Linked DNA regions of Homo sapiens: region 1 is linked to region 2. A link is an interaction called in ENCODE POLR2A ChIA-PET data of the cell type or tissue named here. Cell type or tissue: Panc1. All regions are shown on one strand. Each heading gives the region's core, and the rest is flanking DNA. Links, peaks and the distances in the headings are about the cores only. Region 1 overlaps LOC124902201 (syncytin-A-like). Region 2 has its middle 14 kb from the start of LINC03026.

Region 1 (7,869 bases), core at 2,616-5,115, 58 kb before region 2:
CTTAAGGACCTCAGTTAACCTTAGTTACCTCTTTATTTTTTATTTTAATTAATTAATTAATTTATGTATTTATTTTGAGACAGAGTCTCACTGTGTCACCCAGGCTGGAGTGTAGTGGCTCACTGCAACCTCTCCCTCCCGGGTTTAAGCAATTCTCCTGCCTCAGCCTCCTAAGTAGCTGGGACTACAGGCATGCGCCACCACACCCAGATAATTTTTGTAGTTTTAGTACAGGCAGGGTTTCTCCATGTTGGCCAGGCTGGTTTCGAACTCCTGACCTCAGGTGATCTGCCCGCCTTGGCCTCCCAAAGTGTTGCAATTACAGGTGGGAGCCACCACGCCTGGCCTGTTATCTCTTTAAAGACCCTGCCTCCAAATACAGTCACATTCTGAGACGCTGGTGGTTGGGACTTCAACACACGAATTTCGGGTGTCCAGAGGACAGAGTATTATCTGCCATAGCAAACTGACACACACGGCTTCCAGCCAGGAGCATCTTGGAAAAGCTTTTGTCAGAAAGTGAGTCCAGGACTTGGCAACTATACCATGTGTGTCCCCTCTGAAGGGGACAAAGCCCAACCAGTTATTAACCACTCATGTGGGGTGCCTTTGGTTAATTAGAGTAAAGGGAGTCCAGTGGTAGGTGTTCTACTTCCAAGGAACAAGACACTGATAGATTTACAATGTTTAGTAACAGCTAAATCACAGATGTTGATGGGACCCTGATGTCTTTGGTTTTAAAATGGTAAATATGTTTCCTGAAGTATGAAAAACCTCCTATGTAGCAAATGCTGAGAAATACCATGGTGACAGTATTTTTGTGAGCCTGTCACCACAGACAGAGCCAGTGCAATAATGCATCAGTCCCCTTCACCAGCCTCATGCTCTTCTTTATTCTAAAGAAGTGAGCAGGGAGAGGGCCACGGTCCAGTATGGGAAAATGAGCCCTTTCAATGACAAAATTTAAATGTAATGAGCATTAAATGAGCATATTAATTCACAGGAGCAGTTGGTGCTTCTGCCTGAAAGTGGAGAAACGCATGTTTCCAGGGAAGCAGAGACACAGTGGCAGGGTGACACAGCCAGTGCTCACACAGCATCCCTCCGGTGGGCAATCCGCAGTGCAAGGCCACCACACAGCAATGCCACTCCACTGGCAGGGGCTTTGTAGCAGGGATTCTCAAAGGGCATCCTCACACAGCAGCATCGCCGTCAGCTGGAAAAGTATCAGAAATGCAGATTCTTGGCCAGGTGCCATGGACCATGCTTATAATCCCAACATTTTGGGAGGCTGAGGCGGGAGGATCACTTGAGCCCAGGAGATCGAGGCTGCAGTGAGCCGTGATTGTGCCACTGCACTCCAACCTGGGCAACGGAGCTGAGATCCTGTCTCAAAAAATGCAGATTCTTGGGCCCCATCCCAGATCCACTGAATCAAGAACTCTGGGTGTGGGCACAGCAATCAGTATTTGAACCTCTGTGTAGGTAGAGCAAAAATGCAAGACACACAGTTACATTTCATTTTAGATAAGTGACATCATTTTTTAATATGAGTATGTCTCAATTATTGCATGGGACATGTTTAATACTAAAATGATTTGTTGTTTAACTGAAATTCACCTTTAGCTGGGGTACTGTTTTGTTTGTTTGTTTGTTTGTTTTTTAGACAGAGTCTCTCTCTTTCGCCTAGGCTGAAGTGCAGTGGCGTGATCTTGGCTCACTGCAACCTCCACCTCCCAGGTTCAAGTGATTCTCCTGCCTCAGCCTCCCGAATAGCGGGGATTACAGGCACATGCCACCACGTCCGGCTAATTTTTGTATTTTTAGTAGAGACAGGGTTTCACTATCTTGGCCAGGCTAGTCTTGAACTCCTGACCTCGTGATCCACCCACCTCGGCCTCCCAGAGTGCTGGGATTACAGGCATGAGTCACCGCGCCCGGCCTGGGGTTCTGTATTGTATCTGGCAGCTCTGCCTCCAGGGGATTCTGATTCATGCTGAAATTTGGGAACCACCGGCATGGAGGCTTTGCCTAGGTCCAAAGCCCTGTTCTGACCATTTCAATGATGAAGAAAGTGTCTGATCCTCACATTCATTTCCCTGTTACCCTCTTTACCTCCCTGTTTCCCTGTTACCCTCTTACCTCCATCCTTCTTGTCTGATTTGCTCTGTTCACTCATTTACATTTCCTGTGCCTTTTCACATTCGTGACTTCTTAGTTCTGTCTGTGATTTTATAAAGATAACTCCCAAATAAAAATTGCATGGATCTACTGTTTATTGGTTGTAGCTAACTCAGCCAGAGGTTAGACTGTGCATATTTTGACACAGCAACTTGCCCAGGTTCATAAGTGCATTTATAAGACCCTTCTGCATCAGGTTTCCTGCCTGCATATGTACATATTAAGTAGCTCTAGTTACTGAGGACTATGAACTCAAAGGAAAGGAAAACTCCATGCTTAAAAATGGTTGAAGAACATGCTCTTGCATTGATTCTGGGTTGGACTCAGCTACATGGAACTGTTGATGTTTAAAGAACCTTAAATGTGGGAGGTAGAGGAAATGGTGTATTGTATTGTTTATGACAGGTAATAACGAACCACCAAGGTTAATTGGATGATTGACTGAGGTATTCGTTGGCCAAGGGCCTAAGAGCATTATGTAGTATTTTGCCAGCATGTTATACAGAGAAATGGAGATTAAGTATTCTCTATTCTTGGCTGGATATGGTGGCTCACGCCTATAATCCCAGCACTTTGGGAGGCTGAAGCAGGTAGATTGAGCTGAGGAGTTTGAGACCAGCTTGGTCAACATGGTGAAATGTCGTCTCTACAAAAAATACAAAAATTAGCCAGGCATGGTGGTGCACTTCTGTAGTCCCAGCTACTCAGGAGGCTAAGGTGGGAGGATGGCTTGAACCCAGGAGGTTGAGGCTGCAGTGAGCCGAGATCACACCACTGCACTTCAGCTGGGCGACAGAGTGAGACCCTGTCTCAAAAAAAAAAAATTTTTTTTCAAGTATTCTCTATTCTTGTTAATGGCACATTTAATTACAAACAGAAAACCTCAGCCCCTAATGTCTGATGAAGGCTTTTTATTTTTACTTTTTATTTTTATAAGCTCTGTTAGACTTGAGAAAGCTTTTTAAATTTTCTTTTTTTTAAGCAGAATCTGATCAAATATTCAATATAACAGGAAACAGTGCATTTTATGCTTAAGGAGAAGAAAATGTAGCACATCATGATTTAGGTTTTTAATACATTTCTATTTTGCAGATTGGGATTGAGACAGTTATGTTTGGTTTGGACAGTGACCCCAGTGTGATGATTGTCTGTGTGGCCTTAATGTTGATCAGGGTTGTTCTCATGAAAGATCACTTCAAGATCCATACAACCAAGATTTCAGGACTGTTGGCAAAATAGGGGAAAGTAAGTCACTATGGTGACGCAGACACTCAAAAACATCTGCATCGGGAAACTACTTCATTTGGGTTTATAACGACCCCCTTTTTTTTTTTTTGAAATGGAGTTTTGCTCTTTCACCCAGGCTGGAGTGCAGTGGTGCGATCTCAGCTCACTGTAACTTCCTCCTCCCAGGTTCAAGCAATTCTCCTGCCTCAGCCTCCCAAGTTTATAGGCTCCGGCTAATTTTTGTATATATATATATATTTTTTGAGACGGAGTCTCGCTCTGTCACCCAGGCTGGAGTGCAGTGGCGCCATCTTGGCTCACTGCAAGCTCTGTCTCCCAGGTTCACGCCATTCTCCTGCCTCAGCCTCCTGAGTAGCTGGGACTACAGGCACCCGCCACCATGCCCAGCTAAATTTTTGTATTTTTAGTAGAGACATGGTTTCACCATGTTAGCCAGGATGGTCTCGATTTCCTGACCTTGTGATCTGCCCGCCTAGGCCTCCCAAAGTGCTGGGATTACAGACATGAGCCACATCGCCCGGCTGCCTAATTTTTGTATTTTTAGTAGAGACAGGGTTTCACCATGTCGGCCAGACTGGTCTCGAACTCCTGACTTCAGGTGATCCACCCACCTTGGCCTCTGAAAGTGCTGGGATTATAGGCGTGAGCCACCACAGCAGGCTATAATGACCACTTTTTACATAGTAGTCAATATAATGCATTTGATGCATATTGATTTTTATCTTGTAGAAACAGCAGTTAGACAAAAACATGGACAAATCCAATATAGTTGCAGAATAGAATGCAAGTGGGCAAGTCTCAGTGCTGTCAAAATTGGAGTGCTGCTGGCCAGAGCTAGGAGGGGCCGCTGCGCTGGCGACCGAGCAGCAGGTGCTGATGCTCTCACATAGTCCAAGGGCAAGTTCAGTTGACAAAACAAGAAATGGAGTTTTGAGATTATTATTTGAAAGTGTAAAGATAAGCAATAAAAGAATCAAAAGGAACTGAGGATTTATAGAATAGTAATAAAAGGGAAACTATAGGATTTTAAAGAAGAATCATAGAGTTAACCACCAGAAAAGTATTAACATGTGTTCCCAGCTTTGACAGAAAACTTTTTCTTTCTTTTTTTTTTTTTTTTGAGTTGGAGTTTCGCTCTTGTTGCCCAGGCTGGAGGGCAATGGCGTGATCTCGGCTCACTGCAACCTCTGCCTCCCAGGTTCAAGCGATTCCCCTGCCTCAGCCTCCCGAGTAGCTGGGATTACAGGCATGCGCCACGCCCAGCCAACTTTATATTTTTAGTAGAGATGGGATTTCTCCATGTTGGTCAGTCTGGTCTCGAACTTCCGACCTCAGGTGATCTGCCCACCTTGGCCTCCCAAAGTGTTGAGATTACAGGTGTGAGCCACTGTGCCCGGCCTAGGAAAGCTTTTCTTTACCAATAGATCTGAGTGGTGGGGAGGTGGAGAGGATGGCAATTTAATTGACAATAGAAAGAATAACAGCAGAAAAGTTCGCTTTCACTGTATTTAGGAGCACTCCAAAAGGAGTGGCTCCAGGAGCCGCCAGGGGTGAGAGTTCATACATCAGCATCGTAAAAATAGGGTGGTTAGGACTTTGGAGGGAAGTATGGAAGGTTTTCAGAGGGCTTGCTTACACAGGGTTTACTCTTGGTGTTAACAGGCACCTTGAGAGGGGATGTATGGCAGCTTCATGATCAGAAATCTCTGCCTTTAATCATATATGGGAAGCTCAAAAAAGGCCTCTAGGCTGAGTGCAGTGGCTCACCCCTGTAATCCCAGCACTTTGGGAGGCCGAGGCGGGCGGATCACTTGAGGTCAGGAGTTTGAGACCAATCTGGCCAACATGGTGAAACCCTGTCTCTACTAAAAATACAAAAATTAGCAAGGTGTGGTGGTGTGCACCTGTAATCCCAGCTACTTGGGAGGCTGAGGCAGGAGAATCGCTTGAATCCAGGAGGTGGAGGTTGCAGTGAGCTGAGATTGCACCACTGCACGCCAGCCTGGGTGATAGAGAGAGACTCCGTCTCGGAAAAAAACAAACAAACAAAAAAAGTATCTAGCTGTGTCTGCTGTATCTCAGATGTCTTCAGTCTAAAGCAGGGGTCTCCAACTCCCGGACCATGGACTGGAGCTCGTCTGTGGCCTATTAGGAACGGGGCCACACAGCAGGAGGTGAATGGTGGGTGGGTGAGCCAGCATTACCTGTCAGATCAGCAGCGGCACTAGATTCTCATAGGAGCACAAACCCTATCGTGAACTGCACATGTGAGGGATCTAGGTTGCTTGCTCCTTATGAGAATGTAACTAATGCCTGATGATCTGAGGTGGAGCAGTTTCATCCTGAAACCATCCCCCAACCCAACCCCGGGTTAAAAATTGTCTTCCACAAACCCGGTCCCTGGCGCCAAAAAGGTTGGGGACTGCTGGTCTAAAGCAATCTTTCTTGCCTCCTGGTGGGTTGTGGGTCCTTTCACTGGGAAGCTGCATTCCAGGTGGGGATGAGCAGGGCAAAGGAAATTTTCATCATAAACTTTTCTATGCAAAAGTTTACAATGTGCAATTTGATTTCCTTCCATGCCCTTAAATTACATCAATCAAAGAGAAAAGGGGAGAAGAGCCCCAGCCCAGCTTGATCCAGTGAGCTATGTTTGGAGAGGAAGCTCTGGGCAGGGGCTGGGGAAGGTGGTGTTGGATCCTGTTGGGGGACAGGCCAGGGAATCTGTGAGACAGATGATGGATGTGATGGGATGTGCCAGCAGAGGCCGGCGGGGCCAGCGCATCCCTCCTACCTTCCTCCCTTCTGTGGACACTTGGGGGAAGTCGTAGGTGACTAGTGAGTTAAAAAATGAATTACCAATGAGTAATTAGTTACTGATGAGGTTTTAAGGTTGTAATTATTAATTAATTCATGAGTTATTAGAGGAGGGTTAGCTATTAATGAGATGCTCTCTAACTCCAGTTCCTATGTTTCTGTGTTCCAGCTTCTAAAAAGAATAAACTTGGAATTAACTTTCAAATGTTATTATGCTTTAAAATTGTATCTGTCAAACCTCACAGTTACCTCAAAGTAGACATTTTTTAAAACAAGTAGAATATTCACTGTTGGAAACAAATGCTCAGTGCTACAAAGTGAAACCAGCACTCAGACAAAAGTTTTCTCAGCAAGGCAATTTACTTCTGCAGAAGGGTGCTGCCTGCATCAATCATGATCACAGGAGCACACTGAACAAAGGAAGGAAAAGGTTTTTATCCCTAACACAGTCCCTACCTCTGTGTCACTCCCCCAGGGGCTGGGGTTGGACCGCTCATTCTAAGTTGACCCGATTGGCTATTTGTGAATACTTTTCCAAATAAGGAAGGGAAGGGGGATGTGAGTTACAGTGGTGGGAAGTGCAGTTTCAGTGGGAAGAATGGGTGCAGAGTGGGTAACCAAGGGAGCAGATGTGAGTTATTGATTAGAACTGGTGGGAAGGTTGTTCACAGTAACTAGGGACAAGGAGGCATGGACAACAAGGAAGTCGAGTTTGAGAACAAAGAATAAGGAAGTCAACAGGCTAAATCTTTGAAGAGGAATTTACTGTATCTTATAATTTCCCCCTTTCAATTGTTATGGTCCTTCCTCTTCAAACCTTTTTAACAAGTCTTGGCTTTGCTGTTCGACTTGATCCTCTAAAAGGAAAAGCTTATCTGAATAAGGTGGAGGAGAGCTAAGGGAGGTTTTAGTAAGTACTGTTTCTATAAGCCTCTGTACTAGCCCACGGATACATGGTGTGACACAACACCCAAAAAGAATGACTACACCTATTACGGCTGCAAGAGAAGTAAGAATTGAGGCTATGATTCCTTTCCATTTACCAAACCACCTTTCTAGCCATCCTGAAAAAGGGTCATTGACTCCAGAATTTTTAGCTAATTCATTGGATAAAGCAGTAAGGCCTTGTAAGGCCCTTGTTATGCTCCCACTAGGGGCAGTATTGTTTGGGATGAAGGTACAACATTGAGTTTTGATCATAACACAAACTCCACCTTTTTTGGCTAATATCATGTCTAGGGCCATTCTGTTTTCCCAAGCCATCTGGCTAGTAGGCCCTAACTGTTCAGCTATTCTTTTGACAGCATCTCTAGTGTAGTTAATAAACCGCTGCTGGTTATAATAGATGTAATTTATCCAATCTATGTTTTTACTGATAGTTACCCACCAAAATATTGATTCAAATCCTGCAGCTATCTGGTCTTGAGCTTTGAATTTGTGTGGTACTCCCTGTGGGACTCCAGTTGCGTCTAAATAAACTTGAGAGTCAAAAGACCCATAAGGGGCTTCTCTTATTTTACGGTGTTGTGGCTTTTCTTTTTCTGGTTGAAGAAATGCAAGGGCAAAAGGGATAGCGAATTGGACAAGAGTGCAAGTACCACTCCAGTTACTTGGCAGAGTGTCCAG
Region 2 (7,869 bases), core at 3,336-5,835:
CTAGTGAATTGCCAATGCACTCAATTTAGTAATCACTGACATGCGCCCAGAGACAAAAGTAGTCCTTGTCTGCTGTCGACTGATGGACTCTGAAATCTAAGGTCGGGATCTCTCATAGCAAAGAAACAGAAAACACATTTGCTTTTATCCAGCTCTGTCCATGTCCTTCTTTCTGTAACCAGGCAGGGAGACCCCTGGGAGCTGTGAGAGGCAGAAGGAGATGAGGGAGCACATAGGCTCCAAATCCCTTCTCTTCCTCTTTCACACTTAAATTTTCACTTAGTTTTTTCTTTTTTCTTTTTTTTTTTCTCTCCCCATTTCTTGAAAGTTTCACTTCAATCCAGAGTGGTTACACAAGTAAGAATTCCCTGGTTTGGACCCCAAATCTGTATCTTTAGCAAGCATCCCAGGCCATTCTTATCTTCTGCTAAGCTTGGGAAACAGTACCTCATTCTGCTGTTTCTGAGCTATAATAAGGTAGGTTCTTTGGGAGATGGGCTATCAGGCCTCTGAAGTGTCCATCAGTGCCATTTAGTGCACACACTGTGGCCTGGTGTCCCAAGGTTAATGCCTGTGACCATGTCTATCAGCTCCTCTGTTAAAGTGTCCTGTTGTGATGTTCACGAACATTCTCAGAAGAGAGGTAGGAACAAGTCTTTTTCAATCGCACATGTCTGACTCATCTCATAGAGTTAAACTTTCTGCTTCCTTCCTCCTAATCAGGTTATGCACATAATAGGCTTTGTTAATTTAGAAATGTTAAATAACATTTCTAAAATAATTCTGCCCTGTGCCTTAGAAATACATTCTCAAAACAAAGGTGAATGGTCACTTGAAGTCCTAACCAGCTGAATGCACTAGCAAAACCTGTTAATGCTCTGCTGGGGTCAATTCTCATCATAGGCAGGTTTCGCTTGTTTGTTTGTTTGTTTTTGAGACAGAATCATGCTCTGTTGCCCAGGCTGGAGTGCAATGACACGATCTCAGCTCACTGTAACCTCCACCTCCCAGGTTCAAGTGATTCTCATGCCTCAGCCTCCTGAGTAGCTGGGATTACAGGTGTGCACCACCGCACCTGGGCTAATTTCTTGTATTTTTAGTAGAAACCGGGTTTTACCATGTTGACCAGGCTGATCCCGAACTCCCGGCATCAAGTGATCTGCCCACCTCGGCCTCCCAAAATGCTGGGATTACAGGCGTGAGCCTCCGCGCCCAGCCATCATAGGCAGTTTTAATGTCTGCCTTGAAGGGCCTGAGACAATAGCAATTTCACCCCCACCTCATGTTTTCCCATCAGGGCCTGGAGAAGGGCCCTGTTGGTGGCAGGCACAGCCAAGGACCCAGCTTTCCTATTTCTAAACTGAGAGATTTTGAATTGCTTCCTCCCTCTCTCAGTTGGTACACAACAATTCAGATAAGAGCTCCCTAGAATACAGAACCCAAATAAGCCACAAGGGCTTGTCCAAATTGCTGTGTGTCGTGGTCAGACAAGAACCCTGAGTTGAAAGGACTTTTCCAGACACATTCTTCAGTCCTCCAGAGTAAGTGTCCTCCCGTCCAGGTGCCTGTTCTCATGGCTCAAGGGGAAGGGACGAAGCATTCAACAGTCTTGTTTCTGGATGGGGACTGGGAATTTCCCCTCTATATCCCATGTCACTCAAACTATATGCAACGTGCTTCAAGCTGTCTTTCTCTGCCAGCAGCAGGTCCCCTCCCACTGTGGGAGTCTGCACGAAGGAGGGGACGCACTGCGTAGTGACAGAAAATCCGGGTAAGAAAAGATGACTGTGCAGGGAGAGGACTGGGGTCACAGGCTCCTTGAGAAGCATCAAGCTTATACTTTAGTAAAAAGCATTAAAGGTAAGTCACTGGAGAAACCAGGAATCCTAAACCGCTTTGCCTGCCTGCCAGCAGCCCTCACCTGCTGTGGGGTGCCGAGTCAGGGAGCAGCATCGAGACTTCAGAAGCCCATCGTGAAAATCCAGAGTGTTTTTATTGCCTCCTTGCCTGCATTTAAAACCAATCTATCCCCATCAAAATGGTGTTCAGGGCCTCCCATAGACCAGGAGGAATGCTCTGGCTGTTATGTCAACATTGTCCTTAGGCCTGTGAGGGTTGATCATCCCAACTGGGTCATTCTTGTCCTACCAAACTAAAGCAGAGATAAGAAGCGAGAAGCCAGTGGTTGGAGGGCAGGGGGGTGTGGGACAGGGCTGTGGGAAAAGCGCTCAGGGACCAAAACATTGCTCCCAGGGTGTCATCCTTTGCGAGTCTCGCTGCTGGAACTGCTTGTTGAAATCTGAAACCAGTTTTATCTCTAGCTTCTGAGATAACTTGCTGCAACTCTAGGACTAATTTTTCCCATTGCCATTGCTCAACAATCAGAGCTTGCCAGCTCTCCAGGAGCTTCCCAGTGTCAATGAACTTTCTCAAAGAACAATACGTAACATTGCGGAGCGTACCAGAGACCACCTGTTCTGTGTGTATGCCCCGAATTGTGATTCTCTCTTCCCAAATGAAACATTAAATTTAGATATTTGGGTCTACATTTATATTTTGACTTTGACAGGCTCTATGTATTTTACATTGTTACCATTCCATATCGATTCCTCTGTTTAAATTTTTTTTAAAAAACTCAAACCCTTGGCTGGACATGGTGGCTCACGCCTGTAATCCCAGCACTGTGGGAGGCTGAGGCAGGCAGATCACTTGAGGTCAGGAGTTTGAGAACAGCCTGGCCAACATTGTGAAACCCCATCTCTACTAAAAATACAAAAAATATCCAGGCGTGGTGGCAGGCACCTGTAGTCCCAGCTACTAGGGAGGCTGAGGCAGCAGAATCGCTTGAACCCGGGAGGCTGAGGTTGCACTGCGCCAGTATCACGCCATTGCACTCCAGCCTGGGCAAAAAAGAGGGAGACTCTGTCTAAAAAACAAACAAACAAACCCAAACCCTTTAAAACAATCCAAGAAATAGGCTAGTCACGGTGGCTCATGCCTGTAATCCCAGCACTTTGGGAGGCTGAGGTGGGCGGATCACAAGGTCAGGAGATCGAGACCATCCTGACTAACACGGTGAAACCCCGTCTCTACTAAAAATACAAAAAAATTAGCCGGGCATGGCGGCATGCACCTGTAGTCCCAGCTGGGGAGGCTGAGACAGGAGAATGGAGTGAACCCGGGAGGTGGAGCTTGCAGTGAGCTGAGATCGCGCCACTGCACTCCTACCTGGGTGACAGAGAGAGACTCTGTCTCAAAAAAAAAAAAAAAAATCCAAGAAATAAATTAGTAGCGTGATCTAAAAATGAGTCACTAATTCAAAATTGAATCCTCCTGAGATAATGCCTGCCAGGTGCTTAGAAGAGTGCCCAGGGTATATCAGGCACAAAGGGCTTACCAGCCATGGAGACTGTTAGGTTTCCAGATTATGAGGATGCCCATTGTAATTTTCACATTTGCTACAAGAGGTTGTCATGTGAACCTCACCTCGCCCCACGCAAACGTTGTTTAGCTATCAGCTAAGTGGACAATCACAACTCCATTAATATGATATGAATGGAAACCTTTCCATTTTAGTTACCATTTTGATTCTTCTGTCCAGTTTTTCTGTGTTAAACATATTATAAATATGAGCCTGTTTTCTAAATCTCAAAGCATATCTAAAATTCTCTTTTCTTTGAAGGGTATGAAATTCTAATCAGTTTTGGGAATTTGCTCATGTTGTCATTTATTTCACAAATACCTTCTCTGGAAAAGCCACTTTGTGTGGTTCTGATTTCTCTCTCTCTTTTCTAAATGTCTTTGATAAATTTAAGCATGTTTTTGTAGTCAGCCATTTCAAATAGTAAGCAAGGAATGAATTAAACACACACACATACTTTATTCTCTCAATCACAGGTCAGCAAATTTTTTCCATGAAAGGCCAGATAGTAAATATTTTAAGCTTTGCAAACCTCTATCACAACTACTCAACCTTGTTATTACAGTGGGAAAACAGCCCTAGACCAGTCCTGAATGAACGAGCATGGCTGTGTTCCAATAAAACTTTATTTTGGACATTTATTACAGTCACTAAAACTTGAACTTCACATACTTTTCACATGTCACTAAATATTCTTCTTCTCCCCACTGTCCTGCCCCCCCAGGCATTAAAAAATGTAAAAAAAACTATTTCTAGCTTATAGGTGGCATAAAAGAGGTGGTGGACTGTAGTTTGCTGCCTTCTGCTGTAAACTGTCGATGATTATGACCAATAAATTATTACTAATCGTTTTAGTGCTGTCACTAACAGTAAGCAGATGCCCACACAGCTAGATGACTTAGAGAAAGGGCCCCAGTGCTGAGGACATTTCCTCTCAACAAAGCCAGACAATTGAAAAATAGAAATTTTGATTAAAAATCTATTTTCTTCGGTTCCAATGATCTCTGTTTGTGGCTAGCTCCTGTTTGATTTCTGATCAGTAGTCTGGGATGGGCTATCTTACATGAACTTCCTGATGATCAGGAGATCTCTTTTTCTCTTCTGTATTCCTCATATTGAAACTGCCTCCCGCACTCCCCCCACGCCCCCCCCACCCCTCCGCAATTTTGTAAAATCAATTAAGAAAAAAGAAAATAAAATCCAACTAGGCTTGAAACAGCCATCTTTAGGTCGGCTTGCCCTTTGGCCCGCTTCTGGGTTGCCGTTCTGTGGATAAAGTCTGAGGCGCTGTGAGGCCATCAGCTTTCTGTTCGAGCTGCTTCTTCAGGTTCTGCTCAGCGACAGACACCAGCTGGTGTGGAGGGCCCAGGAGGAAGCTGGCTCAGGAAGGAATGCAGTTTCCACATCCTGATGATTTCATCCCCTCACCCAGACCAACTGACCATCCAAATTTCCCAGCCCCTCACCTCCACAAATCCCCTTAAAAACCTTTGCCCAGAACCCCTCAATGAAATGAGAGGCTTGAGAACTACCCCCCTTTCCTCACTGAGCACTAGTGATGACGAAACTGTTCTCTGCTGCAGCCCTCTACAGCTGTGTTTGTCTGTTGCACAGCAGACATGTGACCTGGGCACCATCTCACACTCTGACCCATGAGGCAGCCGCTGTACAGACTCGCCTCCTGGGCCCCTCTGGAGCCCCGTTTCTCTGCCGTCTGATTGCCTCTGGCCTGGCCCAGGTCTCTGTCAGCTCTAGCCTGCACATGGCCTGTGCACGGCTGGTCTCCTGGCTGTTTGTCTTCTTTGCTTTCTATCTACCTGCCCTTCACTCAACTCCAAAGGGAGCATCTGACCAGGACTCCTCCAGGTGTGAGACCCTGCCCTGACTTCCCTGTGGGTTGGGGGTATCTATTTCCTCTTCCTCGAAGATACATCTTGCCATTAGGTGACTGTGTAACTAATTCACAGGCAAAAAATGTGAATTTTTTTTTTTTTGAGACGGAGTCTTGCTCTGTCGCCAAGGCTAGAGTACAGTGGTGTGATCTCGGCTCACTGCAACCTCCACCTCCCAGGTTCAAGCAATTCTCTGCCTCAGCCTCCCGAGTAGCTGAGATTGCAGGCGCCCACCACCATACCGAGCTAATTTTTTTTTTTTTTTTTTTGTATTTTTAGTAGACGTGGGGTTTCACCATCTTGGCCAGGCTGGTCTTGAACTCCTGACCTTGCGATCCACCCACCTCAGCCTCCCAAAGTGCCGGGATTACAGGCGTGAGCCACCGTGCCCGGCCGAGAATGTGAATTCTTAATCCTCTTGTGCCTCAACTTCTTCTTCTGTAAAATGGGGCCAATTATGGGAGGACTGCCTGAGAGCATTTCCAGGTGCACTGAAGATGCATGAGAAATATTAGTTCCCTTCTCCTGTTTCTACTTTTTAGTCTCATCCCTGAGGCCAAGAGTGAAGTTGAAGAAGACACTTAATTCTCTGTGATGCATTCTTGAATAACGAAAAGCAAATATTGAAGTCTTTTATTCTCTAGCCTTAATAGCCTTGGTCTTTTTGACCACATTGAGACATCCTGGCTCCAGGTTCCTGTGCTTGAGGGCAGCTCTCTACCAAGGGTGCACCTGATGTAGCCCCCACTGAAGACCCAGCATCTGGAGCTGAAGGTAGCACCTTGAATGCAGTTTGGTCAGAGCCTTGTCTAGTGGGATTATTTTTCCCCTAACGTAATCAAATTTTCTAATAAAACACTCAGCATTACACCTTAAGGAATGAGAGAGCTGTAGTTTCTCAATTTGGTATATATATATTATATATATATAATCAATATATAATCAATCAGGTGATTGATTCTCTCACCTCAGCCTCCCGAGTAGCTGGGACAACAGGCACAAATCACCATGCTAGGCTAATTTTTTGTATTTTTAGTGAAGATGGAGCTTCGCCATGTTGCCCAGGCTGGTCTCGAACCCCTGAGCTCAAGTGATTGGCCTGTCTCGGCCTCCCAAAGTGCTGAGATTACAGGCATGAGCCACCACGCCTGGCCCCCAATTTGGCATATTTTAAAAGAAGGAAATGGGTAATGAAATCATTTTGAAAGAAAAGTGCCTGGAATAACTGTTTTGTACAAAATGTTAAAAATTTAATGAAAAAAAGAAGCTTTGTAGACAAATAGAGAGCTGGGAAGTGGCAGGAACTCTGATCATTATTTGAGCAAGCTCTTTGCTCCTGTGTCATGACTGACACCACAGCTTATCTTGATAGAGCTATGAGATGACTGCGCTCATGTGTTCATTCATGCCAAGAATCTTGTGATATTGCTACTAGCACCTTGAAATGCATTAAACTATAATTTTGATAATTTTCAATAAAATATATGACAACTTTATCAAAGGGAATGGGGGTCTTCTTGTTATAATAAATGTTTCCTTTTTGGTTTGTAATTCTGAAGGAGATATATGTCTTCAAATTTGACCCCCAGGAGACAGGCAGCTGGTGCAGCATAATCTCTCCCATTCTCCCATTCCTGCTGAGGAGAGGCAGAAGTCTAGATCGGGGGTCGTGAAGTAAGCTGTCAGCTGTGATAGCTTTGGAGCTGTTAACCACTGCACCAAGGCTAACCCTTCCCTCTGAAAGATTTTCATCCTGGGCCCACGAACCTGCCTCTTCCTTGCAGCTGTGTGACTGTCCCAGCTTGCTCATCTGTGGATATCAAGTCCTTCCCCAGCCTGTTGCTCTCACCACACCTATATCAAGACTGACCTGCTGCATATCTTCCCATCAGCTAGAAAATCACCACTGTGAGATCTAAGCTAAGAGTCCTCTTCTCACAAGAAGCAGCTTCCGTATCACGAGAGTTGTACAGCATGGTCACAGGTCAAGATGCTCAAGAACAGGGATCAAAATCCCCAGTGAGATGCCAACTTTTAGATAGGCTGGCCCAACCCAAAATGTCTGGCAGAACTTTCATGTTGTGTAACTTTGGGTCAAAAAAGAAATTCTGTGGCCAAAATTAAACTACATTTTTTTGTTATTGAAAGTACTGAGACTTTCTGCCAGGCGCGTTGGCTCACGCCTGTAATCCCAGCACTTTGGGAGGCTGAGGCGAATGGATCACGAGGTCAGGAGTTCGAGACTAGCCTAGTCAGCATGGTGAAACCCTGTGTCTACTAAAAAATTAGCCGGGCATGGTGGCACATGCCTGTATCCCAGTTACTCGGGAGGCTGAGGCAGGAGAATTGCTTGAACCCGGGAGGCAGAGGTTGCAGTGAGCCAAGATCATGCCACTGCACTCCAGCCTGGACAACAGAGCAAGACTCTGTCTCGAAAAAAAAAAAAAAAAGGAAGTACTCAGACTTTCATGAAATGTCTGTTGTTTGATTGAGAAAAAATTTTATAAAAAGATGAGACAAAAACGTCCAAGGAATTTTCTCTTTGGAGAAAATGTT

Evidence for each region. ChIA-PET counts read pairs that join two places held together with the same protein. Peaks named below come from ENCODE experiments on the same cell type or tissue, not always from the same donor. Only the 100,000 strongest peaks of a DNase experiment are listed, where the experiment ranks them.
Region 1: POLR2A ChIA-PET joins it to region 2 with 9 read pairs; 3 of 35 experiments call an interaction of 5 or more read pairs at or near these places.

Annotation. Positions count from the first base shown.
Region 1 is chr9:88,030,884-88,038,752 of GRCh38, forward strand. LOC124902201 (syncytin-A-like) reads right to left here. Exons shown (of 7, transcript XM_047424307.1): 7 at 6,585-7,869. The coding sequence ends at 7,039. Among named protein-coding and RNA genes, the nearest start is that of LINC03026, 43 kb to the right of the region's middle. In Panc1, for the core only: no CTCF peak of the experiment used is centred there; no DNase peak of the experiment used is centred there.
Region 2 is chr9:88,088,139-88,096,007 of GRCh38, forward strand. No RefSeq gene overlaps it. Among named protein-coding and RNA genes, the nearest start is that of LINC03026, 14 kb to the left of the region's middle. In Panc1, for the core only: no CTCF peak of the experiment used is centred there; no DNase peak of the experiment used is centred there; H3K27ac peaks cover 705 bases.